7 separate regions of the Mus musculus genome follow, and regions 2, 3, 4, 5, 6 and 7 are each linked to region 1. A link is a loop called in an ENCODE intact Hi-C map of the cell type or tissue named here. Cell type or tissue: heart. All regions are shown on one strand. Region 1 holds the start of Larp1b (La ribonucleoprotein domain family, member 1B). Region 2 holds the start of Pgrmc2 (progesterone receptor membrane component 2). Region 3 overlaps Jade1 (jade family PHD finger 1). Region 4 holds the start of Hspa4l (heat shock protein 4 like). Region 5 holds the start of Plk4 (polo like kinase 4). Region 6 overlaps Jade1 (jade family PHD finger 1). Region 7 has its middle 2.8 kb from the start of 1700017G19Rik.

Evidence for each region. Peaks named below come from ENCODE experiments on the same cell type or tissue, not always from the same donor. Only the 100,000 strongest peaks of a DNase experiment are listed, where the experiment ranks them.
Region 2: a loop joins it to region 1, with 6 times the contacts of the local background. A loop is called at or near these places in 9 of 42 quality-filtered maps.
Region 3: a loop joins it to region 1, with 2.6 times the contacts of the local background. A loop is called at or near these places in 3 of 42 quality-filtered maps.
Region 4: it touches region 1 in a loop (2.7-fold over the local background); 3 of 42 quality-filtered maps call a loop at or near these places.
Region 5: a loop joins it to region 1, with 6 times the contacts of the local background. A loop is called at or near these places in 2 of 42 quality-filtered maps.
Region 6: it touches region 1 in a loop (2.6-fold over the local background); 3 of 42 quality-filtered maps call a loop at or near these places.
Region 7: it touches region 1 in a loop (6-fold over the local background); 2 of 42 quality-filtered maps call a loop at or near these places.

Annotation. Positions count from the first base shown.
Region 1 is chr3:40,949,596-40,953,595 of GRCm38, forward strand. It overlaps Larp1b (La ribonucleoprotein domain family, member 1B), which reads left to right and starts at 1,055. Exons shown (of 10, transcript NM_001040399.2): 1 at 1,055-1,089. In heart, a CTCF peak has its summit at 1,964 (motif pointing right); DNase peaks (open chromatin) are centred at 116 and 1,156; H3K4me3 peaks cover 2,174 bases; H3K27ac peaks cover 1,658 bases.
Region 2 is chr3:41,081,389-41,085,388 of GRCm38, forward strand. It overlaps Pgrmc2 (progesterone receptor membrane component 2), which reads right to left and starts at 1,658. Exons shown (of 3, transcript NM_027558.1): 1 at 1,207-1,658. The coding sequence starts at 1,606. In heart, a CTCF peak has its summit at 1,676 (motif pointing right); DNase peaks (open chromatin) are centred at 603 and 1,823; H3K4me3 peaks cover 3,027 bases; H3K27ac peaks cover 2,858 bases.
Region 3 is chr3:41,597,473-41,601,472 of GRCm38, forward strand. Jade1 (jade family PHD finger 1) reads left to right here. Exons shown (of 11, transcript NM_001130184.1): 7 at 2,550-2,717; 8 at 3,895-4,000. Among named protein-coding and RNA genes, the nearest start is that of Jade1, 44 kb to the left of the region's middle. In heart, CTCF peaks have their summits at 2,466 (motif pointing left) and 3,559 (motif pointing right); DNase peaks (open chromatin) are centred at 1,989, 2,549 and 2,939; H3K27ac peaks cover 1,266 bases.
Region 4 is chr3:40,743,445-40,747,444 of GRCm38, forward strand. Hspa4l (heat shock protein 4 like) reads left to right here and starts at 2,169. Exons shown (of 19, transcript NM_011020.3): 1 at 2,169-2,340. The coding sequence starts at 2,234. In heart, a CTCF peak has its summit at 2,054 (motif pointing right); a DNase peak (open chromatin) is centred at 2,007; H3K4me3 peaks cover 2,559 bases; H3K27ac peaks cover 1,844 bases.
Region 5 is chr3:40,796,858-40,800,857 of GRCm38, forward strand. Plk4 (polo like kinase 4) reads left to right here and starts at 3,094. Exons shown (of 16, transcript NM_011495.2): 1 at 3,094-3,426. The coding sequence starts at 3,397. In heart, CTCF peaks have their summits at 1,818 (motif pointing right) and 3,228; a DNase peak (open chromatin) is centred at 3,154; H3K4me3 peaks cover 1,515 bases; H3K27ac peaks cover 1,459 bases.
Region 6 is chr3:41,585,890-41,589,889 of GRCm38, forward strand. It overlaps Jade1 (jade family PHD finger 1), which reads left to right. Exons shown (of 11, transcript NM_001130184.1): 3 at 3,045-3,133. Among named protein-coding and RNA genes, the nearest start is that of Jade1, 32 kb to the left of the region's middle. In heart, no CTCF peak of the experiment used is centred here; DNase peaks (open chromatin) are centred at 1,202 and 1,842; H3K27ac peaks cover 930 bases.
Region 7 is chr3:40,523,716-40,527,715 of GRCm38, forward strand. No RefSeq gene overlaps it. Among named protein-coding and RNA genes, the nearest start is that of 1700017G19Rik, 2.8 kb to the left of the region's middle. In heart, CTCF peaks have their summits at 7 (motif pointing right) and 1,845 (motif pointing left); no DNase peak of the experiment used is centred here; H3K27me3 peaks cover 769 bases.

The sequences.
Region 1 (4,000 bases):
TGCGCGCCCCGCCTCTTGGACGCCTCCGCCTCCGCACGCCCAGCCCATCGGCCCGCCTCAGCCTATAAACGCCCCGCCTACCTGGCCACCCCGCCCATTGGCCCTCCTCGCCCTCTGTACGCCCCGCCCAGTAGCCTTCCTCGCCCTCTGCACGCCCCGCCCCTGGCTGCCTCGCCCTCTGCATGCCCCGCCCTCAGGGACAGTTACCGGCTCAGGCCGCGCGCGCCTCCGCAGCTCGCCAGAGATCCTTCAGACTGGCTGGAGCGCCGCGTTGTCGCCCGCGCCCGCTGAGGGCTCGCGGCTCGGGCGCGCCCGGCGCGAGTGGCGAGCTCCGGCCGTGCGCTGCGACGAGGCCAGGCGGCGGGCGGTTAGCGCTCCGCTCGGCGGGCGGGGAGGACGGGCACGCCGGGCGCTGCACGCCTCGGCGGGCGGGTTCCGCGTCCCAGGACCGAAGCGGGTCGGTGCCCCCGTGTGGAGAGAGGGGCGGCCGGGCTCCCTGGACCCGGACGGCCCCCGGCTGGGCAGGAGGCTGGGGCCAGGGGCCGGCCATGTCCGCTCGCGCCCCGGTGCCCGCCGCTGCCACCCGGGAGGACCCGCCCGCCGTGGCCGGAGACCGGGACGCGCTGTTGGCAGCGACGAGCCGGCGGGCGGAGCAGCCGGCGCCCGGCGAGCGGGAGGGCAAGGAGGCGAGGGAGGAGCGGGCCGCGGCCGCCACCAGCGCGGGTGCGCGGGGAGAGCCGTCGCCGGCGCTCGTGCTGGGACACAGCGTGCCGCAAGCGGCCGTGCCCGTGAGGCCGCTGGCGCTGCACCTGGCGCACAAGGCGCGTGCGCCCGGGGGTCCCTTCGGCGGGGAGGCTCCGCCGCTGCCGCCGCCGCCTCCGCCGCCGCCACCACCACCGCCGCCGCTGCCGCCGCCAGCACCGCGGGACCCACCGGAGGACGCCCGCGAGGACCCAGCGGCAGCCGGCCCGGAGGACAAGCCGCCGCCGCCGCCGCCAAAGGGGAACCCGTGGACCAAGAAGCTGCCGCAGCACCTGTCCACCGTGGGCACCGGCGTGCCGTCGCCCGCTCAGGACTCCCCGGAGGCCGGTGAGTGCGGTCCGCGGGAGGTGTTTGGTTCCTAGGTGTCATTCACCGTGCCGATTTACATAAATGGACATCTAGGAGAGGGAGCGACAGGAAGAGGTGGGACCTCAGGTTCTCCTTGACGGGTAGGGGCACGACGTGGGTGACTGGGCAGCGGGGCTGTGCTGGGCTCGTGCCTTCACGTGTCGGCGTCCTAGACGCGGTGAATACCGTGGAAAAGTTTCCGGGAACTTGACACAGAGTAGAGGCGAGTCGGGACGAGCGGATTTGTAAGTGGAAGTCCGATTGGGCTGGCTCCTGAAGTGAGGTGGTGAAACGAAAGTCTCGAAAAGCTGCTAGGTAGATGTGGCTGTGAAGGCAGCTGGTATTAGGTGTTTTTGCGGTTGTGTGGTTGTGTTTCAGAATGCCTGACACAGGACAGTTGATTCAGAGTCCGGATCGCACAGCTGGTCCCACGGTAGCCTGCGCGTTAGCAATTGGGTTGTGCCTTTGCGTTCGAATGCTGACCCATGCAATATGGCCCTTGGGGCTTTATTTGGGTTGCAGCAACTGCAGTTAGAAAGTAAAATGAAGACTGGCTTGTATTTGGTGGCGTATGCCGATTGATGTAGAGGATTAGGCGTTCGAAGAGAAGTCAAAAAGAAAAAAGTTAGAATGGAAATGCTGAGTAAAACTCTCCTTTTTCTTTTTTTTTCTTTTTTTAATAAAACTGCACTAAAATAACTGAACTTTTCTGTGGGAATTGCGGCTGTTTTGTTGGCAAGTTTTCGCTGGTCTGGGGAGAGTTGGTGGAACAGCCGAAGTTTGAGCATGTTTATGGGGTTGTGAGGGTCAAATGCGGTGAAGGGATCCTGTACAATTGTGATTGTTTTATCTCTCCTGTAGGGGGAGATAAATGTTGAACCAATTTAGTTTCTTAGGTTTTGCACGCAGAACCAATTTAGTTTCTTAGGTTTTGCACGCAGAAATGCTCACTAACTTATTTGCTTTTGTTATTTTGCTTGCTTTTTGAAACACTATCTACTTGTGTAGCCCAGGGGGTTGTGGAATTCTTGATCCTCACGTCACTGTCTTCTTCAAGATACTGGGATTATAGACATTCTGCTCTCCTTATTAATTCTTACTAAATTTTGACACCTTAAGGAAAAACAAAACAAAAGCACTGAGTTTTGCTCTCCATCTTGTATTAGTACAATTCTGGCCTGCTGAAAAGAGCAGTTTACTACCATTGCTAAATAAGTGAAGAGAACATGGTATATCAAGTCTTCTTAAAATTTCGTAGAGAAACCTGTTGATCACTCTGTTACCCCTCCATATCTAGATTTACACAGAGTACTAGGCATTATAATATTTATTGAACTATGAAATATTAATCGAGTTTTTTGTGTGTTTGTTTTTGTTTTGTTTGTTTGTTTGTTTTGTTTGCTTTTCGGTTTTTGGAGACAGGGTTTCTCTTTACAGCCTTGGCTGTCCTGGAACTCACTTTGTAGACCAGGCTGTCCTCGAACTCAGAAATCCACCTGCCTCTGCCTCCCGGGTGCTGGGATTAAAGGCATGCGCCACCACCGCCTGGCTCCGAGTTTTTATAAACTCAGTTTTCTAGACTTTAAAACGTTTCAAAGTGAAACTGGAGATTCTTTTCCCCCCTCATGGGGATGAGCCTAGGGCTTTGTGCTTGCTGGGCAAGTGCTTTATCATCAAGCTGTATGTGCAGATTTTCTAGCCCCTCCCCCCAAGAATTTTATTGCAGATTACTTGGAAAAATATTTGACAGTTTAACCTACTTGTGCCTTGGATCTCCAGTCCTCCTTAGATTAAGGATACAGTGACTTACTGGGAGTGTGGCCCATACCTATAATTCCAACAAGGGGATTATGAGCTTGAAGCCAGCCTGGATTACACTCAAGACCAAGGTCTCAGAAAATCAGAAGCCAGGCCTTTAATTCCAGTACTTTTGAGGGAATGGCAGTGGATCTCTGAATTCAAGGTCAGCCTAATCTACTACTTAGTTTCAGGACAGCCAGGGCTATGTAGACAGACCTTTCTCAAATTCAAAAGGAGCTCTAGTTGCACCAATGTTTCTGTATTAACAACTCTTACATCCTGGGGTCACTGCAGTACTGGGAATGCTTTTCCTCAGATCTGTGGCAGGGTGGCAGTGCTGACTCTTAAGCTGTTCTACAGTGTCTAATGGGTAACTTAGAGTGGTGGTGTAAGGAATGTACTGCTGAAAGAAATGGGTGATAGTATAGTTATTACTAACTAGCTAGTTGACTTTTGGCATTATTCTTGTAAATTAATGACATGGATAGGTTCATGTCTTCTATTTGTTGTTTGTTTTGATAAACATTTTTCTGAATTATAGAGGCTAGCAACAAACCCAGACCTCCATCTAGGCTGAGGTAATGGTCATGAAGGAGCCACGGCTCCCAAATCTTACTTAAAACAAGAGTGCTTTCTACATGCAAGCCAGATGCCATGCCCTCCTTCTTGTTTTCCTAAGAAAACTGAATAGGGTGGGCTACAGCTTGGACAGATAGCTCAGTAGTTAAAAGTGCTTACTGCTTTTGACAGAGCACCCATATCTGGGTCACCCAGTTATAGAGGATCTATTGCCCTTTGGCCCCTGAGGGTATCCTCACATGGGTGGTGCACATACACAAAAATAAAAATAAGGAATCTTCTAAAAGATGAAGTTTCAAAGGGGGGTGTGTGATAATAAGCTGTACAGTGGTACATGCCTATAGTCCAAGCTACTCGGAAGTTGAGACTAGAGGGTCAACTATACCTTGTAGTTTGAGACCAGCCAAAGCAATATAGTGAGGTGGTAGGGCTGCTGAGGTGGCTCAGAGCTTAAGAGTGCATAGTGCTTTTTTAGAGGATATGTGTAATTGCAGCTCCTAAGAAACTCAAC
Region 2 (4,000 bases), 130 kb after region 1:
ATAGAAATTAGAAGCGTCTTCAGTGTCAATAAATCAATCAGGGGCAATAAGGAAATTAAAAGGAAACCTAGCTTAAAAGTTGGATGCATACCTTCCAATAAGGGGTCACTTTGGTCTCTAGCTTCATTCTTACAACTCACGCTCTCTCTTCTCCTCCCCCTCCCCTTCTGTCTTTAAAGTTTAATATTAAGCACTGCATAACCAGGCCGCACAATGTTGTTCAATTTTATGGGCTACCAACAGATACCCGGGGTCTGAAGTTTATTTGCACAATCTGCAATATAGATTACCACTACACTGCAAAAGGGCCTCTAACGGCAACTACCTTCCACGTAATTTTCTGAAAGTAAAGTTGTAAAACCTTCAGCACATGCAGGGCAGGGGGCGAGAAGTTCGACGCTTCTAGGTTCGTGCCCCCCCTCACCCCCCCAAGGCGTCTCATTCTGCTAAGGGAAAATACAATAATTTATTTTCAACGGGTATTTGAATACTTATTTTACTATTAGCAGAGAAAGAAGGAGAGGAGGGAAGGAGGGAGAGACTGAGAGAGTCGGAGACAAGAGACACGCCTGCCTCCTGGGCAGATGAGCTCCACCCCCTACACTCAGGGCCAATATCTTTGCCAGTCTTACTTATTAAGGTTTACGTTCTGGTCCGTCCTCATTTTACATACAGTTGTTAATCTTGGAAAGCATCTTGGAGCCCAAACCGACTTTTTAGAAAAAGAATGAAAACGAGTCCGGGGTGGTTGTGAAACCGAGCTCCAGGGCTTGGGACTTGAAACTACGTGTCCCTAGCCCTGACTCTCGGCAGACAAGTCCGGAGAAGGGAAAAAGTAGGCAAGTGTCAAACAGACAACCCAGAATAAGAAGAAAGCTGTCTTAACACTGGGCCAAAAACTTTGGATCGCCACTTTAGCCCTCTTGCCCCGACAAAGCCCAGAAATCAAAACGCTCCGAGGAAAGGTTGAACGCCAACGTGACTAGAGACAACTCTTAACAATTTTGAGAATTTCAGCCCCAGGAAAAGCTGCGAGGAGATACGGATTGGGAAAGGCAAGGAACGCCGAGCGCAGGTCTGTGGGGCGCCACTGAGCCCCCCACGACGCCCGCAGCTGGGGGCGTGCGCGGGGCTGCGGTCCAGGAGCGGGGCCGCGGCGGGGATAGGGTGTCCCGGATCCCCACCCCGACACCCCTCACTCCTCACCGGGGCCGTAGAACTTGCTGCCTTTGGTCACGTCGAAGACTTTCCCATTGACCGCGAGCAGGATGCGCGGCGTGCGCGCCCCGTCGTACTGGCGCAGCTGCTCCAGGCTGAAGTCCCGCTTCTTCATGCGCGGCAGCGTGGCGGCCGGGCTCTCCTCGCCCGCCCCGGGTCCCGAGCACAGACCACGCCGCCCCCAGCGCACCCACAGCCGGTAGGCCCCCAGCAGCACCAGCGCCACCAGCGCCACGTTCAGCAGCATCTCCCCGCCCGTCGCCAGCAGCGCCGCCACCCAACTGCTCCTCGCCGCCGTCGCTCCGGCGCCACCCGGGCTCCCGTCGCCGCCACTCTCCCCGCCGCTCCCCAGGGTGCTTAGCTTTACGTCCCCATCACCCGCCGCCATCACTGCCCGCCAGCGCCTTCCTCCTCCCGCCCCCTGCCCTCCCCAAGCCCGCGGCCCTGCCCACCAGGCGGCGCTCAGCCAATCACGTGAGGGGCTGGGGCGTGGCAGCGCCGGCTGCTTATTGGCTGTTGGCTGGGTAACGTTGTCTGGCTTCGCTCTCGCAGCTCGGGCTCTGGCTGGCAGCGCGCGCGGGCAACGCCCCGCCCACCTCGCCCCACACTTCCCTGCTCTCACAGCCCCAACGCTTTCAGCCTGGGGAGTGTAAGGGAAGGGCGGGGCTGAAGAAAAATAGAGTGTGCGTGGGGCGGGGGGGGGGTGGGCCGAGCCGGCTGTGCGCGTGCGTACTCGCGCGTATGGGCGGAGCGCCGTCAGGGCGCGTGCGCGGGCCCTGGGACGCCACGCGCTGGGCTCTTTTTAGCAACCCCTCCCTGCTGCGCGCGCGTGCGCCCAGAAGCGGCTTCTCTCTGAGACGGCTGGTTCGCGTCTGTGACGACGCACGGCGGAGGCCGCAATAGAGCGTGAGCTGCGGGGCCGCGTGTGAAGCTGGGCTTCGGGCACTAGCCCTAGCAGCGCCGGACACTCGGGTCCCGGCCCACGCTGCTTTTGGGCAGTGCTCCTAACAGGAGTCGGACGCAAGCTCTTCTGCGCTTTGCTCCCCGGCGGTGGGCGTGCGCGGATAAAGCAGCCTGTGGCTCTAGCTCCATAGCCTTGCTCGGGGCCTGCGAGAGTGCTTTCCAGTGTGAATTCCACCCATCTCGCGCCCTCAGCTAGTTTGACAGGCTTCTGTCACTCTGCTTGTGAGGAAGGAAGATGCATCCAGGGAATGGCCAGTTCCTTATAACTTTGAACAACCGGGGGTGGGGGACAGGTATAGACGAATGGTGGCAGCCTAGGGGTGAGCTACCCGGCATAAAGGAGCTGACTCAGAAAGGAGCTGACTCAGGCTTTGGCGTGAACAGTATAGAAAAGTAGGGATGGGCTTTTCTGGCTGCTATTAGTTTTTAGGTAACTGTCTTTAGTGTCAATGGACAGGAGAGCCCTACCCACTAACGGTACTGGTGATCATAACTTCCCTAGAGAGGTTTTAACACTCGAAAGGATGGGAAACCAGCCATTGTACATAAGACTCATCGTGGCTTTTTTTTGGGGGGGGGGGGGGGGAAGGTGCTGAAATTTTTTTCTGTAATGGATTATATATTTAGGTGCTGTGGGCCATAAGGTCTCTCTGTCCCAACTGTTACATAAATAATAGAGAATGAGCATGATAGTGTTTCTATTAAAAATGTACTTAGAGACACCGAAATTTGAATTTGTCATGAAATACCGTCTTTTTGTTTTTGAGACGGTTCAGTGTGTTCCAGATTGGCTTTGCACTTGATATGTAGATGAAGATGGCCATGAACTTGCATACCAGCAAGCACATTCCCTTGCCCATCATTATGACTTTTAAATCACTTAACGTTAAAGTCGGTTCAGCCCCTGAGTAGGTATAGAAACAGCCTGTAAGCTATATTTTGCCAATCCCAGTCTGAGAATTTTTTTTTTTTTGAGTCAGAGCTGTTGTCTTTAATTGAGAATTAGTAAGTGACCATATAATCTTTACACTGCAAGAACGGGAGTAAAGCCAGATTGGCACAGGCCAACCTCAGTAGTCACCAGAAGGGTTAGAAGTCACAGTTCCTGTGGGACTTGCTAACAGAAAATGGAGATGTCAGTGATGGAAACTGGTTTTGGGAAAGAACGGTGGTAGCAATCTCAAGTATCTGTCAGTTGAAATAATGGCAGTAGGAAGAAAGGATCTCGGAGGTTTCATAGTAGGCATCTTTCTGTTCAGAATTGGGTCACAGGCTCTCCTTAAAACATTACCGTTTAGTGAGATTGCCTTTTGTTACATGGCTTTGGGGAGTGCTTAGGGAAGACTGTACTGGACATGGGGCCATGGCTGGTCACTTAAGGCATTATGACATGGAAAAACCTCTTCCTTACTAGTGCAGACTTGCTCCCTTGGAGGGTGCTACCAACTGAGAACCACTGGTATTAACTTGGCCAGGCATAACTCTGAGCTAAATTATGAGATAAATTTGTGCTTCGCTTAAGTGGTTTAGAAGAGAAGAATTGAAAAGCATTGTATTTCTGTTGCCTCCTACATGGGATGGGCAATGTTGGATTGCTGATACTGTCTGGTGAAGCAGAAAGCTTTATGCCCTTCCTAAAACAAATGTCTTGACTTCACATTAGAAACCCTACTCTCACTTGGAGTCCTCTGAACAGGTTATCCTTAAGGTTAGCCTCCTGAACTAGTCCAAAGGAGTTTTTTATTTTTTCATTTTATTTTTGCACTGTCATAGTAATGTCTTCTAGTAGAATATTCCCGCTTTGAATACCTCAGTAACT
Region 3 (4,000 bases), 650 kb after region 1:
TTGGTTAGTTCTGTGTATGAATATTGTGCATGTGTATGTCTGTGCACCACCTAGAACGACTGGTGCCCAGAGGTCAGAAGAGCACGTCAGGGGTCTCCGCTGGAATTGGAGCTCTGCGATGGCTGTAAGACACTGCCTGTGCTGGGAACTCTGAGTAGTCAGTGCTCTTAACTGCTGAGCCGTCTCTGACTCCCTTTTCGTGAGCATTATTTCAAGGTGGCAGTAGACCCACCTTGGTGGGGGCTTGCTGTTGTCTTTTAGTGAAGGTAATTTAGAAAGCTTAAGCATAGATACAGGGGCCTTTTACCCCTCATGTAACTTAACAGATTTATTATTACTTTGTGGTGGTGTGTGTGTCTGTCTATCTGTCTGTCTGTGTGAATGCTGGAGGAAGTGAAAGTTGGATCCCCTCAGCTGGGCATATAGGTTGTGAGATATCTGATATAGGTGCTGTGAGCCACACTGGGGTCCTTGAAGGGCAGCAAGTGCCTTTAACCACACAGCTGTCTGTCTGTCGAGTTCTGTATTTGACTTTGAATGTGGTGGTCAAGTGATGTGGATTTGCGTGGGGACATGTGTACCAGGCAGTTTTGTGATTTAGAAAACTGTCCTGACGTACTTTTCTGTGAGGCCATCAGTGACTCTCGGAGAAAGTGGAAAGTTGCTTGTGTGACCTGAGCTCTGTGTTTTATTATTGTTCTTTAAAATAGCCCTGGCTGCCTGTATCTCAGTGTATAGGCCAGGATAGCCTCCAACTGAGATAATCCTCCTGCCTCTGCCGCTGAGTGCTGAGATCACACATACTCACTGCCACACTCAGAGATCTGGGTTACCCCTTTCTCTATAATTCACCTCTAGGGCTTTAGAAAACTCCATGGCTTCACCAGCGGTGGCCCCGTCTCAGCTCATCTTCACAGGGAACCCTGAGACGGACCTGTTTTGTATCTGGGCTTTGTGGTCCAGAGGGCGTCTTGCCCTGGAGTCCCTGTGGAGGTGTGTGTGATGGGAGGCCACACGACTGCCACTGTTGCTGCTGCCTCTCATTGACCTAGTGACCCTGAAGTCTTCTGACATTTGCTGTTACGAGATTTCTGCTTGAAATCCAGTTGTGCTCTGTGCTTCAGAAGTCTGTAAGCTGCCATCAGGGCTGTGTGCCAACACCTTAGCATGTGGGTGGCAGAGTTGGCCCTGATGACTTCCGCTTCTTCTGCTCTCGACACTTCACGCTCACTTTATTTTACTTTCCGTGAGATTCTTCATGGCTTGTCTTTAAGGCATACTTGATTAGTGTAGATGTGCCTTTCCAGTAAACGAGATCCTCGCTTCAAAGGGAGCTCTAGAACGCCATGGCGTTTGAAGCCCTCCTACTACTGTTGAGATCTGTAAGAACACTGCTTTGCTGGTAGACTTGTTGACCACTGCTCATTCGTGGCCGCGCGGAGCTCTCAGGACTGCGGTGTTACTGTTTCTTTGCTGAGCTCCGCTCTCATCCTTGTGTTTTCCTTCTTGTGTCCTGGGCGTTCGGATTTCATGGTGGCTGTGCTGTTTCTGCCTGGAGAAATAGAGCCAGGTTCCTGTGACTTCCGACTTGCAGTTCATTTAAGGATAACGTTGTGAACTGTCTGGGTTTTAAAGGGCTGTCTGAGCACACTCCCGGTACTACCATGGGTTTGTTTATTTACTCCCCTTATTGAAACATTTGCTTTTTCTTTCTTTAAACCAGCATAATGATTTCAGTTGTAAAAGCCTTAATTTCTGCAGTTTGGGTTGTCTTGTGTAATTTTGCCAACTTGTGCAAAACAGGCTTTGTTTTTAAACATCAGCGAAAGAAACCAAACTCTCATTTTGAAATGTCTCGCTCTTCTGCGGCTGTCTGTTCGCATGAACTCTGTTGGACTCCAGTAGGAGGAGTGTGTCCAGCTTGAGCAGCGAATGGTTGCCCAGCCACTATCACCTTGGCTTTGGTGCTTTGTTTTGCCTTCGTTCCGTGTCACGCCCATCATGAAAGCAGAGAGAGGTCTGTTGTACCCTCTTGAAGCCTGCAGCCAGGTTGGAGCATTGGCTGCTCAGTGGTTGGAACTGTCTTATGGCTGGGTCTCTTCCGCACCACAGCAACACTCGTTATTTTAGGATCCCTCTTGTCAAGTTCTTGGGACTTCCTGTGCTGAAGACACATGTGGCGTGTCTTTGGAGCTCAGGCACATGGGTGCTTGGAGGTGGGCTGGCATATTTCCTCGAGGGTCAGGATCACAGTTAGGTGGATATGGGCATGTCTACTTTGGTGTGGCTCTGTGAAAATCCTTCTAGATTGTTTTTCAGTTCACAAATAGGGGCTGGGCGATGCCTCGTAAGACTTGCTGACCGCCCTTCAAGAGAACAAAGGCTTGATTCCTAGATCCCACATTGGCTGCTTACAGCAGGCCATTACTCCAGTTCTAGGGGATCCAGCACCCTCTTTTGGCCTCTGTGGGCATTACACAGTGTGTGGCACAGTGATATATAGAGGCAAGACACCCATACACATAAATAACAAAGTTGTGGCCTTACAGGCTTGCTATGGGATCCTCAAGGTGCCAGAGGGCAGTTGGCTATGTCGTACATGTGCCCTGGGAGTTCAGCCAAAATGTTTGCTGTGTCCCAAGAAAGGCGGAGCTATGAAGCCGACCCGCAGCGGAACCAAGTGGGTCCACGTCAGCTGTGCCCTGTGGATCCCTGAGGTAAGCCTGCTTTCTGATAGCATCTTAATTGAGACAGTCCTGGTTTCCTGCTGGGGTTGGGTAGGTGGGAGTGAGTGACTCACAGGCAGCAGTAGAGCTGCTGGGTCCCCTCTGTCCCCAAGCTGATCCTGAGCAGAGCGGGTCTGTGGAGGGGCTTCCTGGAGGCAGCAGTGGCCTGGTGTCCACAAATAGCCCCACTTTTCCATTTCTGGAAACCCTCACGTAGATGACAGCACTCACAGGCCAGGCCTGGCACCTTCACGGCTCTGTCCTGAGGGTAGCCATGCTACTGTCCCTGCCAGTTTGTGTTTGCCAAACTCCGAGTGCAGTACCACAGTGCCCTAGGTCACACTTCTGTGAGCTTTATTTAAATTCTTCCTCGGCTTCCACCTTGTTAATTTCAGGTCTGCTCTAATTTATTTCCAGTCCCAGACCTTAACTAATTTAATTTGCATGGCTTGTGATGAGAATATCATTTGTCATTTAAATTCCAGTATTTTTGGTGTGTGATTTGCTGCATTTTTTTTCCCTCCAGAGGAAAATTGCCTGGGTATGATTTACATGGGAGTTTCACTGGATCTTTTGGTTTAATATTAACCAGTTTGCAGTTCATTATTCCATATTTATCTTGCTAGATTTTTACTTTTAATATAGTTATGTGTTCTGATGTAATACTATTAAATATAGTTTATCTCTTTGCTCATTCTATTATTTAAATATGTTTACAATGGGTTTTTAGTCCTTAAAAATTCTTGTCAATCTAAAGTCTTTTTTTAAAAAAGATTTTATTTATTTGATATATATGATGTACTGTAGCTGTCTTGAGACACACCAGTAGAGGGCATCAGATCCCATTACAGATGGTTGTGAGCCATCATGTGGTTACTGGGAATTGAACTCAGGACCTCTGGAAGAACAGCCAGTGCTCTTAACCTCTGAGCCATCTCTCCAGCCCCTAGCCTTGTTACGATAAGATAGATGTTTTTGCTATCAGATACTTGAAAGAAGTGAAAACTTGTAGAGAGGTCTATAAAGACTGGCAAGCTGGTATCAATGGGGGCTGATCTCTGGGCTCTGCTGCTGCTAGTCCAGAGCTGGGCCCTGGGGCTAGCCCTCAGGTCTGTGTTACGACTCTGATTATCCGTGTCATGCCCATCTGGCTATTTTGGATCTTTAGGTAAGCATTGGCAGCCCTGAGAAGATGGAGCCCATCACAAAAGTGTCTCACATTCCCAGCAGCCGGTGGGCGCTTGTGTGCAGCCTCTGCAATGAGAAATTCGGGG
Region 4 (4,000 bases), 210 kb before region 1:
TAGAGACAAGTATGCTCACTACTATTCCTTATAGTCTACATTTTATTGGTGATCGTACTTATCATTAGAGAAAGCAATAATAAAAGGACAAAATGAAGGAGGTCCTTCACAGGCTATATGTTTTGAAACCGAGAGGGTCCAATAAGCTAAAAGAACCAGAATCTACAATAGAGTGCAGCAAGTTTCCTAGCTACAGGATCAATATAAATTACCATTATCCTTATATTCCAATAGCAGCTAAGCATAGTTATATTGACATGTTGATGTCATGCATAAATGCTGTGTTTACATTTAGCCTGAAAACAGTCCAGGGAGTAATATTATCTTAAGAGACACTGAGCCCACGGCTTGGAAAGTAATTGCCAAAGGTCCTAGAGGCAGTAAAGGTTATGTATGCCTGGGGTTACTACATGAATCCATGTAACTTCCAAGTGCTTGTCCTGTTTTAACTACTAAGTACTCATTTCCTCCTGTTAGCTGTAAAGAATCAGAACTCTTTGTTCCTGGCATCAATGCCTTCTTTTTACTTAATATTTTAAGGGTTTAATAGGAAAAAAAATTTTTACACGTGAGATTCCAAAAACATCATACACAAATAAAATGAAATTCGTGGTCCTAGGAGAGCTTCAAGATATCCAGGAATAAATCTAGCCAGCGGCAGATCATTATCCCTTAGGATAATGGCTAAATGGGGCAACTTAGTAGTGGAAGCCACTGAGACCCAGAGTTCTGAGGGGCCAGAAGCATCCAATCCCTGCTCTGTGTGCGCACAGCCTGCTGGGAAGCCAAGGTAGGTGGTCTCCTAAGAAAGTGCTGAGTGGGTCAGAGCATGCCCCCTGCAGACTCTGAAGTCAAAAAAGATTCTTTAGAGACACTAGAGTTGGAACAATAGTGGCGTCCCAGTTGACTTGGTATAGTTCCTAAAATGTATTTTGTATTCATTATAGCAACAGCGGGGGCTATTGCCACACTTGCTGCTGCCGCCCTAACAGCAGTGTTAATAGTGAAGCGATTGAGTAACTTAAGAAGGAGCACAAATACGGACTATGAGAGTACTGAATATGCGGATAAAAATTCCGTGTCAAATTCCAAGGTGAAACAGGAAGCACACAAAAACTTGGACGAGCTGGAAGAGGGATTACACAAGGAATTGGATGAGAAGGGTCACCAGACACAGGAACTGGACGAGAAGGGTCAGAATGTACATGAAGAACTAGATAAGAAGAGCCCACAGATACATGAAGAACTGGACCCTAAGGAACGTGGGACACAGGGGCTGGATAAAAAAGAGCCAAATTCACACTGGGATGTGCATGGAAAGGACCAGGACCGCCAGACTTCGTAAGCATGAGCTAAAACTTGTTCAAGTGCACACAGGCAGCACGCCTCCTCACAAGGCAGGCTTCTTCTCTGAAGCTCCCTGGGCAAGCAGGCCAGGGCCTAGAAAACCACTTTTTCATGGAGGAAGGTGACAGGTTGGGACCGGGCGCAGCAGGGTAGCTCTGAGAAGCGGGCGACCCTGGCACCGCACAATGGGCACCACCTCACAGAGGGGCTGCAGGAGGAGCCTCAGCACGAGCCGCACGCGGGCGGCCCCTCGGGGCTGCGAGGCCGGCGGTGAGATCCCAGGCTGTGGCTCTCGGGGACCCTGGGAGGATGCGGGCGGCCAGAGCGAGCGGTGCTGCGGAGAGCAACGCGGAGGAGGGAGGCGCTGCTAGGAGGGCGGCGCTTAGAAGAGCGTCCGCGAGACACCGCTGCCCCGGCGTTGCCGGGAGACGGCTTCGCCCCCCCCCCCCAGGCGTCGCCCGACCGCTGCCCCGCCCCGTCCCGCCCCGCCCTGCCCCGCGGCTCCGCGGCCTCCCCTCCCTCTTTCCAGCTCTTTCTCGAACCTGCCACTCCGCAGCGAGCCGTTGCCGAGCGCTGACGGGAGCGGCCGAGGGCGAGGCCGCCCAGCCTCAGCCGACCGGTGGCTCGCGCCTCCCGGGGCCGAGCGCGCAGGCGCAGACCGCAGTAACTGCCGGTTGGGGGCGGCGAACCGCAGTGGAGACTAGGCGGCGGGCCGGGCGGAGGCGGCGCGGCTCAGGCGGGCGGCTCCACCTCCGCAGTTCCGACGCCCTGCCCTAGATTTTCCGATAGAGAGTGGGTCCTCTCCTTTGCTTCTCGCAGGAGTCGCAGCGCCCGCAGTGGGGACCCGCAGCGGGACGCGGTCTCCGCAGCCCGAGCCTTAAGCGGGATGTCGGTGGTGGGCATTGACCTCGGCTTCCTCAACTGCTACATCGCTGTAGCGAGGAGCGGCGGCATCGAGACCATCGCCAACGAGTACAGCGACAGGTGCACGCCGTAAGTGCCGCACGCCCCCTTTCCTGGGGTGGGGCCCGGGACGCCCCCTGTGACAGGTGCAGCGTCTACAGCCAGACGAGGAGGGCAGGGGCTTCCCTCTGGCTGCTCGGCTCGCCTCATCTCTGCTTGCCGCAGACATCCCTGACCCTGGGGCCCCTGCGTTGGGCTGCAGGAGGCCATGGGGGGGCCACCTCGGCATGGCGTCCTGGACAGGGAAGAAAGGTCTGAGGCAACCAGAGAGGGGTGACCTGGGATTATCCTGTACTAGGAAGTCGGCTAGAGCTCTGCATTCTGCCCTCCCTCCCCCATCTCCTGAGCGACAGCTTTCTCAGAAAAGTGACCCCTGGTTATTGCACACCTAAGAAAACGAAGGGCAGTTTTCCTAACACTAGAAGTCATTGGCTTTATTTATTTATTTATCTGTCTGTGTGTTTATAGAAAGGAGAGATGAGGTGGTGTCCTTGAGAATTTGAGATGATCTGACCAGTTTCCGGAGGGATTAGGTTAACGGTGCATTCACTATGAGACTCGGACAATGGGAATCTTAGCTGTACATTGGCAGTATCTTTCAGTTAGTGGAAATTGCCGTTGTTAGAAGCTACTACCCAAAGTGCGTGTCTACAGAGTGAATTGTTGGTGAGTCAGAGGCAACGATCCTGTGTAAACAGGATTGTGGAGTGTTTCCATTATGAACTCTTGATGAAAGACTATGTAGCATTATGTCATGGAAACGTGTGTCCACACGTTCACTTCTTTCTCCTTTCTGGAAAGTTTGTTGGCAAAGAACACAACTAATACTTGCACAAGAAAAAACTCTTTGTACACTCTTGTTCACCTATAATTTGATGAGGAAAATTTTGTTCATGTGTTTTTTTTTTTTTTTGGAAAGATGAATGATCCATACTATATTTTTAAATTAAACTAATTCAGCCAAGATCAGTGTAAAACCATCTTTAAATGATGAGGTTAAAATAGTTCTAGTAGTTTAAGAATGTGACAGTATGTTTCAGAGTAGCTTTAGTGAATACAGAATGCTTTGATTTCTTTCCAAATGTAGTCTGCAATGTTTTAGGCCTCCTCTTTTTCTAGATTGACCCATCACATCTCTATTGAAATTCTAGATAAACAAATGTGAACATTAGCCACATAACCACCATAATTCCAGGACCAATAATTTACTCATGATTTATTAATTTATTAAGTATATATTATGAAAAATTATTAAACTTAGAAATATAGGTACATGAAGAGGCAAAATTAAAAATTAAAATTCTATCCAAAAATAAGACTTTTAGGTAGTTTTCTATTTGTTTCTAAAGTAGAAAACTTGACGTTATGTTAACTAACCTCTATGTAAGGTATTTCTATTCCATTGTTTTAGTGTTTGTATAATCATTAATTCCATCCCATATTCTGCTTTCAGGTTGCTCATATTTTATTTTTGCAGATGTTACAATAAGTACCTTTTTGTTTACTTTTACTTTGTAGATTTGGGGTTGGGTTTCATGTGTTTGAGGAGTAACATTCAGTGGATGAAAACTACTGCGGACTTTTGAGATTATTTTGCTTCAGACAAATAATCAATGCCCATATTTGCTATTTTTGTTCTTTCATTTAAATTTGTTTAGGGGGTTTTAAGGGCTGATAGTACAAACTGTAA
Region 5 (4,000 bases), 150 kb before region 1:
AGGAACATACTAATAAAAATAATTGCTGTTCCTGATAAAAAAATAAATATAATATATGCAATATTAATCTTCTGGGGGGATTAAGATAGCTTGTAAAAAAAGGATATGTATCCTCAATCTAGAAAAACATTTATGTCATACACTTTAAATTTCCAAATTATCTCAGCCACAGAGTGGTGGTAGTGGTGCACTCCTTTAATCCCAGCACTCCAGAGGCAGAGACAGATCTCTTCACCTGCTTTACAGAACAAGTTCCATGACAGCCAGAGCTACACAGAGAAACCCAGTCTCAAAGTCTCAATGAAATGCACATATTCTAAAAGTCTTAGATGGTTAAGCTACAGTCAGCTGTTCATGAGTTGAAAATTTGAAAGGGTTTCTTAAAAAAAAAAAAAAGCTCTCTAGTTAGGTAATATGAGGAAGGAGAATGTTTTAGAGGTAAGAAAGGACTGTTATAAGCATGTCTTTACTAACTTATCTACAAAATTTCCCCCTTTGGATAAAGACATAGATTCAAGATGGTTCACACAGCCCGGAAGTCTCACAGGCAGCATGATGTCAGCAGAGTGAGCACACTTTCCGCAGTGATGCTTTGGCCACCTGTTTAATCTCACTGTCAACAGGATAAAACTGATTTCCTTAGTGATCAGAGATGACAAGAATATAAAATTAATAGAAGATAACATAAACTAAATTGTAATCCATTGCTAAAAGAAGAAAACATTGAAATCACATTAAAAAGTCTAGTAGCCAGGTGAGTACTAGTGAAACAGAGGGAGGGTGTCCATTGCAAGTAAGTACAAAGTCAGGTCTACAGAGACCTTGTCTTAGTAAGTAAATAAAAACCTAAACACTGATAGCTACTTTAATGACATCATATTTGCCAGTTTGAAGAGTATTTGTGGCTTATAGAAGATCCAAAAAAAAAAAAGATGTAGTAGAGAAAAAGTTATGCTAAGAACATACAAAAAGGTAAGTGAAAGGCTAAGAAAAAATGATTCTACAGGTTAAAAAAATGTTTCTGTAAATATGAGTAGTATAAATTAAAACTTTAGAGCATAAAGAGGGTATTCTTTGATTATAGAGAATTCATTAGAAATATATATGAGCTCTGACACAGGTCTGAGAACATAGACTGCAGCTGACAATGAAGTGATAACACAAGGCAAATATATAAAGCAACAAAAAGTAACGAGGGCATGGATTTATATCAACAGACTATTAATGGGCTCTGATAAACTTTAAATACATGTGAAATATTTACAAAAACTCTGAGGCCACAAAATAAAGCCCAGGAATACCAAAGACATCTGCAAGACTTTTAAGCAACAGTCTAAATCATCTATGAAACTAGATCGGGTAGCACACATCTAAAATCTAGCTCTGGAATTCAAGGCCAGCCTGAGGTGCATAGCATGACCCTGAGTCATAATAATCTTATTTGCCTATTAAGACACTGCAAGGGAAATTCTAATATGCCAGTGTGCTTGAAATTAGAATTCTAGAATGTTAAATCATGTTGAAAATTGAGAGTGCTTCTATGAATGTAAACATTCCTTAAACTACAAATGAATCCATTAAATTGCAGGTTTTTGTTTTTGATGTGCAATCATTCCTGTGTGTACGTAAATTACGTGTTCATTATAAAGTATCTTCACACAAGCTCCATCCGGCAGGCACGGTGCTTTGTTTTCAAACAGCTTTGAGAAAGTTCTGTACATGAGATCAGCTTTTTTGTTTGTAGATTTTATTTTTATAACGTGAGTTTATGTGAGTATAGGTTTGTGTACATGAGTGCTATGTCGATAGGAGCCAGAAGGTGGCATCAGAGCCCCTGGACGTGGATAACAGGAGGCTAGCTGACAGCATTGAGTACTGATAGGCAAATATGGCTCTCTCCCACAGCAGCTAGGTCTCACTCACTATGTCGGTATCTCCTACCCCTGAGATGTGCACAGTGTCTGAAAAGCATGAAACTTGTGAAGTGATGCCTTGCTTGCAGGATAACGTGTTCATTTAAATATGTGTGGAGGTTGGCCTTAATTGTCTCAAGGATACTGCAGCCAAAGACAAAAAGGTCCTAAATGAGGACCTCACTCAGCATAGAACCTTTTAAAAGTGCCCGCTAGCCTATTCCTCTTATTCCTAACTATAAATTGCCCTTGGAGACACAGGCCCCCACTAAGACGACTCATCTTTGTTGATAGACCCCCTGACCACCCAGGTGCCATCATCTCTGATTTGCTGTCTTTCCAAATGAATCTTTCCTTGCCTCACTTCTTGTCCTGGAATCACTGGCATTTGGGGATAGCAATCTAGACCTGGATTGGAACACTATTAGGAGTTGAGATAAAACACAGACACAGAGAGAACACACTATTGAGGATCTTCAGAAAACAAGTCACTACTTTGGATCTTTTTGCATCTGATTAAAAAATCTCAAAACAATTAGGCTAAAAAGCAAACCCCTGTCGGATTATTTACTAGCAACTAATGTAAAGATCCATACCACTACTCTTTCTTCAAAACATTTTTAGAGGAAAATGACTTAGCCTAGGTCACTCACATATGGCTCAAAATAAATTTGTAAGATTGGTAGCCCAGGTTAGCCTGGAACTCCTTAGAGTCCAAGAATGGACTGACTCAACCCCAGTGCGTCGCTGTGTCCAACCTTTAATATCTGTCCGGGCAGCGGGTTGCTGGGAAAGAAGAAACTAGAACCCAAGGACATGTCCACGCTTGGAAAGCATTTTACCACTTAGGTACATCCCCAGGCTTTTTTTACTTTAGAGTCGGTGTTTTCCCTATACAGTTCATCTTAAAGCACCACACATTAATAGCTGTAAAAAAGGAAAATGGCACAACGGTGTACATGGTGGGCTGGCGGGTTCGGGGCTGTTCTAAGGAAAGTAATGGACTTTTCCCCCTAGTTCTCTTTAGGCCAAACCTACACACTTATTTAAAAGACTTTCTGCGGGAAGCCAAAGCCCTATTATCCTTCAGGTCAAAACGTAACCTATTATTAGCGTCCGCGCTACGGTCAGTCGTACACTGACCGCTTTCCGTCAAACTTAAAACCCACTTCCGGCCTAGAGCGAGGGAAAGCCCCTGCTGCGCATGCGTGTCGGTCTCCGCCTCTAAGAAGTGGAGAGTGTGCTGACGTCACCGCCAGGCTGGCTCGTTCGGAGACCGGCGGGAATTTTTCAAAATGGGAGCTCCGGGGCGCCGCCCAGGCCTCGGGAGGTACCGGGGGTACCTTTCGGTGGCGTTGGCGGCGTCGCCAGCGGCGGCGTAGAGAAGGCGTCCTGATGGGCGCCAAGACCTGCTGGCTTCTCGGAGCGCTGCCTCGGAGGGACTGCGAGAAGGCCGAGCCCCGGGCGCCGGCGGCTCGGGAACATGGCGGCGTGCATCGGGGAGAGGATCGAGGTGAGGCCGGCGGGCGCGGAGCTGAGGGAAGGTCCGATGGAGGCGGACTCTGGTATTCCGGGACCCAGTGAGCTGAGGTGAACCGAGCGCAGTGCTGAGGGGAGGTCCATTGTGGCTCGGCACAAACACACGGGAGACCAGACGGGTTAGCGGGCTGAGGCTGAGGCCCAGTCTGGCTCAGGCGCTCACTGGTGCTCAGTGACACTAGTAAAGCGGGGATGAGGCGGGCAGGCGCGGTGGCGGTGGCGGGGCTGATCGCCGAGGGACAGGCGAAGCGACCCGCCCCCTGGAGCCCCGCCCGGAGGGGAGCGCCTTGTACCCCGCAGGTGTGTCTCCAGCTGCGGGCCCCGCCCGGTCCTGGTCCCTTGGCGTCGGGTCCGCACTCCCGCCTCCAAAGCCGCGCTCCGCTTGCCCCCTCCCCGGGGATGGCGGTTACCGTGGCGGGAGCTGCGGCGGGAACCTGGTGGGCCAGAGGAGGGACCCGAGCTAACCAGCTCATTAGAGTCCTTAGCCTCCATCAGGGAGGGAGCTCAGAAAATCTCTCAGAGCGTCAAGATGCCTTCCACCCCAGACA
Region 6 (4,000 bases), 640 kb after region 1:
GGACAGGCAAGCATTCCACAAGAGAGCAGTGGCCCCACACTGATACTGAATGGTGCCTCATTTTTTGGGAGCTCAGAAACATCTTTGTACAAGGTAAACTAGGAGTGTATTCCTGTGCCCACCGTCTTCAGCTCTAGGCGTGCTGTGATGGTTTCCCTTACAGCAGTACCCAGTGCCCCCCCCCCCCCCATGACATTTTTAAGGAGAAAAATCATCTGCTATTCAAAATTCTACTTACTGAGAATTTTCTGTGTGTGTGCAGACTGGTTTGAACTCCTCTGAATTCTGAACGTCATATCTGCATGTTCTCTGTGAAGTAGTGACTCCCTGTTGCAGGGAGGTCTCATGACTTCCTGTTCTGCTCGTTCATTGGGGTCCCATCCAGCCTAGGATTTCTGTGTCTCACCAGTGGAAGGGGGCTGGAGGTTTTCATACTGTGAACGGTGCTTCTTAGTGGCGATAGCTTTCTCATGGCTTCGTAATGGATAATTTATGTACAGCAAGCTGCACATGTTTAAGTGTATGCTTTGAGAGGTTTAGCTGTGTTTGCATGTATTATGTCATCAAAATCAAAATAACATGTCCATCCAACTTTGCCCCAGGCAGCCACTGAGCTGCTGTCGGGATAGATGAGTCTTCATTTCCCTGAACTTTGCATCAGTGTAGTGTACCTTTGCCTACTCTGGCTCCTTGGATTCATTCACTGAGTGTATTTATTTCAGTATTTGTCTATGTTACACGAAGCACGTGCTTCACACCCATCTGTTTATAATGTGTTCCTTTTTATTGCTGGCTAGTGTTTCACTGAAGGGATGTGTCATGGTTTATTTATCCTTTACAGTCTGGTGGTGAAGTTTTAGGCTGTTCCTTGGTTTATTATTTTTAATTTTTAGGATTCTTATATTTTATACCATCACTTTCCCTTTCTGTTTTCTTCCTCCAAACTTTTGTACTGTGCCCATGCTCCCTGCTGCCTTTCACATTCATGGCCTCCTTCTCTTTGGCTTATAGTCAGTAAATGTCTTGTTTTTATGCCCATTTTCTATCTCCATATCCGGGTTGTGGGAGGGAAGGTGTAAGAAGCCTCTGGCTGACACAGAGTCCTCTGTGGACTTCACCCACACTTCCTTCTCAGGGACGACCAGTCTCATTCGCAGTGTGCTCACATGGTTTCGAGAGTGTGTGGCATTTCCCATGCATTTTGAGTCCAAGGACTATTATTGCTTGGAGTTGGCACTGGAACCTCGGGTCTGGAGACTGCTGGGCAGGCTCTGTGCACTAGGCTGCACCCTAGCCCCACTTCCTGCTGAATCCAGAGGATCTTCTGGTGTGGTCACAGAATGGTACGAATCACCTATAAGGGTGGAGTTTCATTCCACAGGAGTGATGGCGCCAGATGATCTAGTACTGGTATTGAAGGGTAGCTCAGAGACCTTCCTTCCTTCTCAGCCCTCTCACAGTCCCTGTGGCTGTGGCTAAGAATTGGATGAGAGGCATATGTGCAGGAGCTGTGTCTTCAGTTTGTTGATGTGTCTGTCTGCTGATTCTGGGCCAGGAAGGGCTTGAGTGACAGGGGGCTTCACTGTCAAATTGGTGGCTCTCTTAGGCTTTTGCTTTTTAACATCTTGGGGTTTTGTCAGTTTCTGAGAAGTGACAGGGTTCAGTGCCCGGGTGCTGTAGTGACAGACAGGAGGTGACATGAGTTATCTGTAAGTTAGGGGAGAAATGAAGGTGGTTGGGAATGCTGTTCCCATCCGGCTGCAGTTGTGTGCCTGCAGAGAGGCCACTGTAGCTGGCCACACACATGAGAAGGGGCGGCAGCAGGGCCGGATAGGCAGGAGGAGGAGCTAGGGTTTTGAGGCATTGGAAGGTTGGCCTAGGACTTGGCTGTTGACTGGCTGCCTTCTGAGGAGGAAGGAGGAGAGTCTGACTGACTTGTGGGTTTCTGGCCTCTGGTAGAAAAGGCCGTGGGATTCATCTTGGGGGCCGGAAGAGGTGAAAGTGAGCATGTTCATGCAGAGCACGGAGCTTGGGATTTTTGCTCAGAGCTGACAGATTTTAGAATGACTGGGAAGTTGATGTCTACCACCAAGGTGATACTGGCTCTGCAGCGAGCTGAGAGCGCCTAGTCTAAGAGTGCAACTCTCTTAGGCTCCCCTGGGTTCTGGTTAGAGACTCGGCTACTTCGGAACTGCTTGGAAATGGAGAGACCGTGAGAATTAGGGCCCCAGGGAGCAAGGCAGTGTGGCTTGAAGGGGGCATCTCAGGCAGGGGAGCTCAGTGCTACAGGAAAGTTTCAGGCCTGGAAACACTTAGGATTTGGGGTTTCCTGGTGATCAGCTACAGGAGGGATTGGGGCACCTCGGAAGAGCAGTGTAGTAGGTGATGTTAAAGCTGTGTGGAGGTTTCTGATTTTTCTGTGCCTCGTGGAGGCAAGTGTTTTGGGCAGGACCTTAGGTTGAGCCCGGTGATCCTGGCTGAAAACTTCCGGCATGATTTCTAGTTCATGTACCAGTGTGGGTCTGTGAGCGTCTTGAGCACAGCTCGGAGCCTGGATTATGCTGCAGGCTCTCTTGGCTCGCTGTTCACAAGGCAGAGCACCCTGTACACTGGAGCCGACAGTGATCACCTTAGAAAATGACTGGAAGGAAGGAACCCTGTCAGAGCCAGCCAGGGTGATGGCACTGCAGGTTCTCCTCCTTCGCTGAAGGTTTCTTGTAGGGGAAAGACCTCTTGACAGCTCAGTGACCTGTGCTTTTTTGCTTGTTTGTTTTGTGCTCTGTGAGGATGTGTAGATAGGTGTGGAGACCAAAGGTCGGATAGACTGCCTTCTCCTTTGTCTCTTCCGCCTGACTTTCTGAGACAAGGCCTTTCACTAAACCTCTGACGTTCAGAGTCCTATCATCACCATGCCAACTCTTTACTTGGATGCTGGGGACCTGAACTCTGGTCCTCAGGTTTGTGCAACTAGCGCCATATCGCCGCTCAAATACTGAGCCTGTATTTTTTTTTAATGGTTCCTGTTTGGATGTTTGTTTCCTCAGGCTTGTCAACGACATGGTCCCAGCATTCTCGATCCCAGCATGGGAGGAGTAGTACCTGCTCTAGACCTGAAGATCGAAAGCCTTCTGAGGTACTTCTGAATGCTTGCTTGCCTTGATCATGTGTGCTGTAAGTAAGTGCATGCGAACCTGCCGCCCACATGCCTGCCCCATGCTGTGCAGGTCTGGGCAAGTGCCCCACTTTATACCCCGGCAAGATGGTGAGAAGCAGATGTGTGCCTTGTTGCAGGAAGAAGTGAGCTAATTAATACATATAGGCTCGAACACGCAAAGCATGTTACACGTATATCATGCGCAGTGAATGTTAGCTATTATTATTAATTGTATTCTTTTTTTCCTTTCCTGTTCCGTCTTCGCTGGCTCCCAACAAGTTTTCCTCTGGCCAGGACATGAGCGGGTTCAGCTGCTGCCAAGTCACTGCCAGCCTCAAGTTAGTTTTAGCCATGGATCTGTGGCTTATTTGGCAACAAGCCAATGTGACTCTGGGAGTTTCGTTATGCTTAAGGCTTTCCCCGTCTTTCCCAATTTGTTTTCACATTTTATGTTTCCCTGATGCCCTACGTTTCGTTGTTCATTTCCCTGCTAAAATCATTTTTAGAGGCATCTGTCTCCCGCCAGCCTCGGTTGCTTAGGGGCCCCGTTGTCCTGAGACCTGCTTTCTCTGCGGCCATTCCGAGGCGCCGGGCATTGAGACCCAGGTGTCTCAGCCTGTCGGGTTCTCAGGGAAAGCTGTGGGAAAGTTGTTCTGGCATTGCACTGTTTGTGGGATGAGCTCAGTTGGCTTGTGGTGTGGTGGTCACACAGCGACAGGTGTTTCTCAGAGTCCCTTCCCATGCTGCCCCCATATAGCTGGAGAGTGCCTTGTCTAGGAGCGGAGGAGTTTCCTGGAGATGGAGTAACATCCCCTGCCAGAAAGCACTTAAGAGACCTGTTCCAGC
Region 7 (4,000 bases), 430 kb before region 1:
TCTGAAAACCACAAGGTGGCGCTCTTTTGCTTTTTTTAAACCTAAAAGGGGATTTTTCTTTCTTTCTTTCTTTCTTTCTTTCTTTCTTTCTTTCTTTCTTTCTTTCTTTCTTTCTTCCTTCCTTCCTTCCTTCCTTCCTTCCTTTCGTCCTTTCTTAATTTAACATGGGTTATGCTGATTGTTTGAAATCTCTTAAATCATCTTTTAAAATCACCTGAATGATTTCACATCGTATTTACAAACTACTTGTAAACCTGATTTTTCTCCCAGTTATCACAGACTGATCAAATTGCAATGCTATTTTTTAAAAAAGCCACCAAGACAAAATAAACAATTAAATCACTAAAATAAAGTCAAAGATAAATTGCTTTTTAAATTAAATTTTTAGGTTGGCATGAAAAGTGGTGGGTTTCAGATCTTCAAGCTTTTTAAGGGAGGCACTTTTTCAATTGCATTGTCTCCCCAGCCCAAAAACAGTATTCTTAACAACCTTTCTGTGCCCACTCCCCAAAGAAGGCAGCACACAAAACACACACTGCAGCCCATGGCCTGGACCAGGAGAAGGAATGTGTTAGGAGGAGGATGGTTTGTGCTGTGCTTTACGGCGCTTTCATTATGATCCCAGGGAAAGATCTTTAAAAGAATATTGTAATAAAAATGCCTAAATATAAGAATAAAATCAGTGACACCAGTGAGAGACCTGCTAAGGATGGAGTTAGAAATCCAGTTTTTACTTTCAGCTGGTATTTAATGATTGCACAGACCACGGGACACAGTGTGAGATGATGCATGCGTGTCCTCATCTGTTTCTTGTCGCTGAGACAGAGTACTGACGGGATGAACTAGGGAAGGAAGGGTCTCGGGAGCCTCAGCAAGAGAATCTAACAGCTGATGCAGTCTAGGAGATAGAAAAGACCCTGCCATGAAGCTACACTCCACCTGACCCGAGACGCCACAGAAGGGGAGTGTGGAACAAAATTAAAATTAAATTAAAATTTTAAAACAAGGTTTTAAGGAGGAGTTTGCTTTTACAGAGAATGGCAGGTGAGAGAGGATGTCAAATTCTAAACGTTGTGTTTTCAGCCTAGCTAGGGGAAAGGTGAATAACGTAGTCTGCTCTCTGCTCTGTGAGGAACACTACGAACAGGAGCAACTTGGAAAGGGTTTATTTGGCTTGCAGGTTTCAGTCTGTCATCCAGGTAAGTCGAACTCGGGACAGGAACCTGGAGGCAAGAGCTGAAGTAGAAACCACAGACACACCGCTTACTAGCTTGCTTTCCTAGGTTGGCTCAGCCTGCCTTCTCTTACTACCCAGGCTCATTACCCAGGGATGACGTCACCCACAGTGGGATGGGTCCTCCCGGTGGGCCCTCCCACATCCATCTGTAACCAAGAAAATACCCTACAGACATGCATACAGGCCAATCTGATGGAAGTTATTTCTCAGTTGAGGTTCCTCTTCCAAGGTAACGCTAGGTAGTATGAAATTGCCAAAAAATAATCAAGACAGTGATCATAAAAGATCAGAGGAGTTTGTGAGAACCGAGTTGCCGAAGGTCTTCCAACAAAACTAAGAAGTCTTCGTTTCCTCCAAGAACCATGGAAAAACTCCATGCTGTGAGTTAAACAGATGCAATAGCTAACTTATGAGTGCTCACTATCCAAAGGAACAACATGTTGAAAAATCAGGAATATCCAAGCAAGATAAACAGATTTGACAAGATTCATTTGATTTTTGTTATCCATTATGGGTGGGGAGATGGCTCAGCGTTTAAGACACATGATGATGGCTCACAAGCATCTGGAACTCCAGTTCCAGGGACCGGATGCCCTCTTCTGGTCGCTTCAGGTACTGCATGCACATGGTGAACCGATATGTAGGCAAAATGCCCATATATATATATATATATATAATTAAAACAATAATAATATTGGGATACAGGATCCATATTCAGTGCCAATGAGTTTTTCACACTAGCTCATTTTAAAAATTTTGAGACTTTCTCCTCTAGGTGTAATACCCTATTACCCTCATACCCTTAAATGAATTACTATATTAAAAGAAAGTGAGATTTCAATATTTCGGTTTCTGAAAAAGCCAATCACTAATTTCCCCAATACCTTTCTAGTCAGGAGATTTCAAAAGTAGCGAGTCCAACTTTTGCTCTATGCTTGGGTGGTTCAAGACCCCTGTGCTCTGTAGGTCCAGGAGACCTGCGCTGCACAGTCGATGGCACACTGGGAAGACTCCTACTTGCTTCAAAGCATCGTGACATCACCTTGTATTTCGACCTGAAGGGTCTTTTCAAGTTATTATAGCCTGCACTTTTAAGTGTAGTATGGACTTGAACAATCATAACTTCCTTAAAATTAAACAACACATACAACTCAGAGAGAAAACACCTTTGAAAGAATGGCTTCCCGATACCCAGAAACGGCTGTCCAGGAACCTTGTCTCTGGAGGTTAGCATTAATCCACGTGTTAGATCATGTGAACAGTCCATAGCCATTTACTTCCAGGCTGGTGTTTCTTGCTAATATTTACATCATTCAGTTGATTTGTTTTACCCTGTGAAGAAAGGGTTTGGTTTTCATCAGTTGAAATACTGTGGGGTTTTGGTTTTGGTTTTGGTTTTGGTTTTGGTTTTGGTTTTGGTTTTGGTTTTGGTTTTGGTTTTGGTTTTGGTTTTGGTTTTGGCTTTGGCTTTGGTTTTGGCTTTGGCTTTGGCTTTGGCTTTGGAAGTGGCACAGTTTTTAAATTTTATGGCATGATTTTAATGTAACCATGAAGACACCTGCGTCCCGTGCAGCCACTGCCTTATGTCAGTGTATATCTCCTCTCATTTCTTCACTTCTTAGTTACGTGAATACATTGCCCTGGCTACTTAGACAATTAAGATCTAGACTTGCTAGGTATGTGTTGTCCTTGCAGCAGAAGGGCACAACATAGAGAGAAGCCAGTGATTAGGACTTTGATTTTCTTTGACAGTGCTATGGATAGAACCCAGAGCTCGGCATGAGTTAGGCAAGTACTGGCCCACTGAGCTGCTGGCCATTCACTGTCCTGGGCTGCATGTTCTCTCTAAGGCACAGAAAGCACAGATGGCCACTGCAGTAAGGCTGCGTGGGTGAGCCAGCGGTGGCTTGGACTCCAGAGACAACCAGCGAGGCTGGAGAAGGGTCTTGGAAGTCGTAAAGCACCCAGACTCCATCTGTCCTTGTTGCTTTGGTCCAGCTTTGGACCCCACGGTACAACATCCAGATGTTGCAGTAATGTCTATTGATAACCCTCTAATAAAGAAGCCCATGTCAGGCGAGCAAGCCTGGCCCCCTCCTTCACCACCCCCTCTTACTTCTCCCCTCCTTCCGTCTTTCCTCTATATCCCCTTCTGTTGTTTAAGACAAATTGTCTCTCTCTACCCCAGCCTGCCCTCGAATGACCTGCCTGCCTCATCTTGAGTGAGGGGATGACAGGCTGGTGTGCACCACCACATACGGGCTACTGAGCTTCCGTTTGTTCCTTAGATGCTGTGGAGCCTGTCTTTAACCCCCTCCCACTCCTTTGCCCTTTCTCTCAGAACCCATCCATTCCTCATCCTGCTGAGGACACTGACAGCGTAGGTCCTCTGCTGAGTCCCTAGTAACCGCCTTCACTGGAAAGAATAACGTAAGCAAATGTCTTTACTGGATGCGAGGATCTCTCCCACTTGCTTTAGTACAGGACAACTCCGCGACACCACCCCATGCTAAGGACACGGAATTGGCTGAAGATTTGCTGAGACTCTATTGCAGTTGAAGTGTTCCTCCTGCCCATGTGACTCCTTCATTCCCCTCCTCCACCCCCTGCATCCCCCAATAAACTTCACGCGTGGAAATCTCCATCTCAGCAGCTTCTCAAAGGGTCCGAATGCCTTTGTTTTTTAATAGTAAATGTGCTGATTGTAACCTTGGGAGATAGGTTGATTTGATGAATCTATTCTACGTGGGAGTCCTTTGGAAC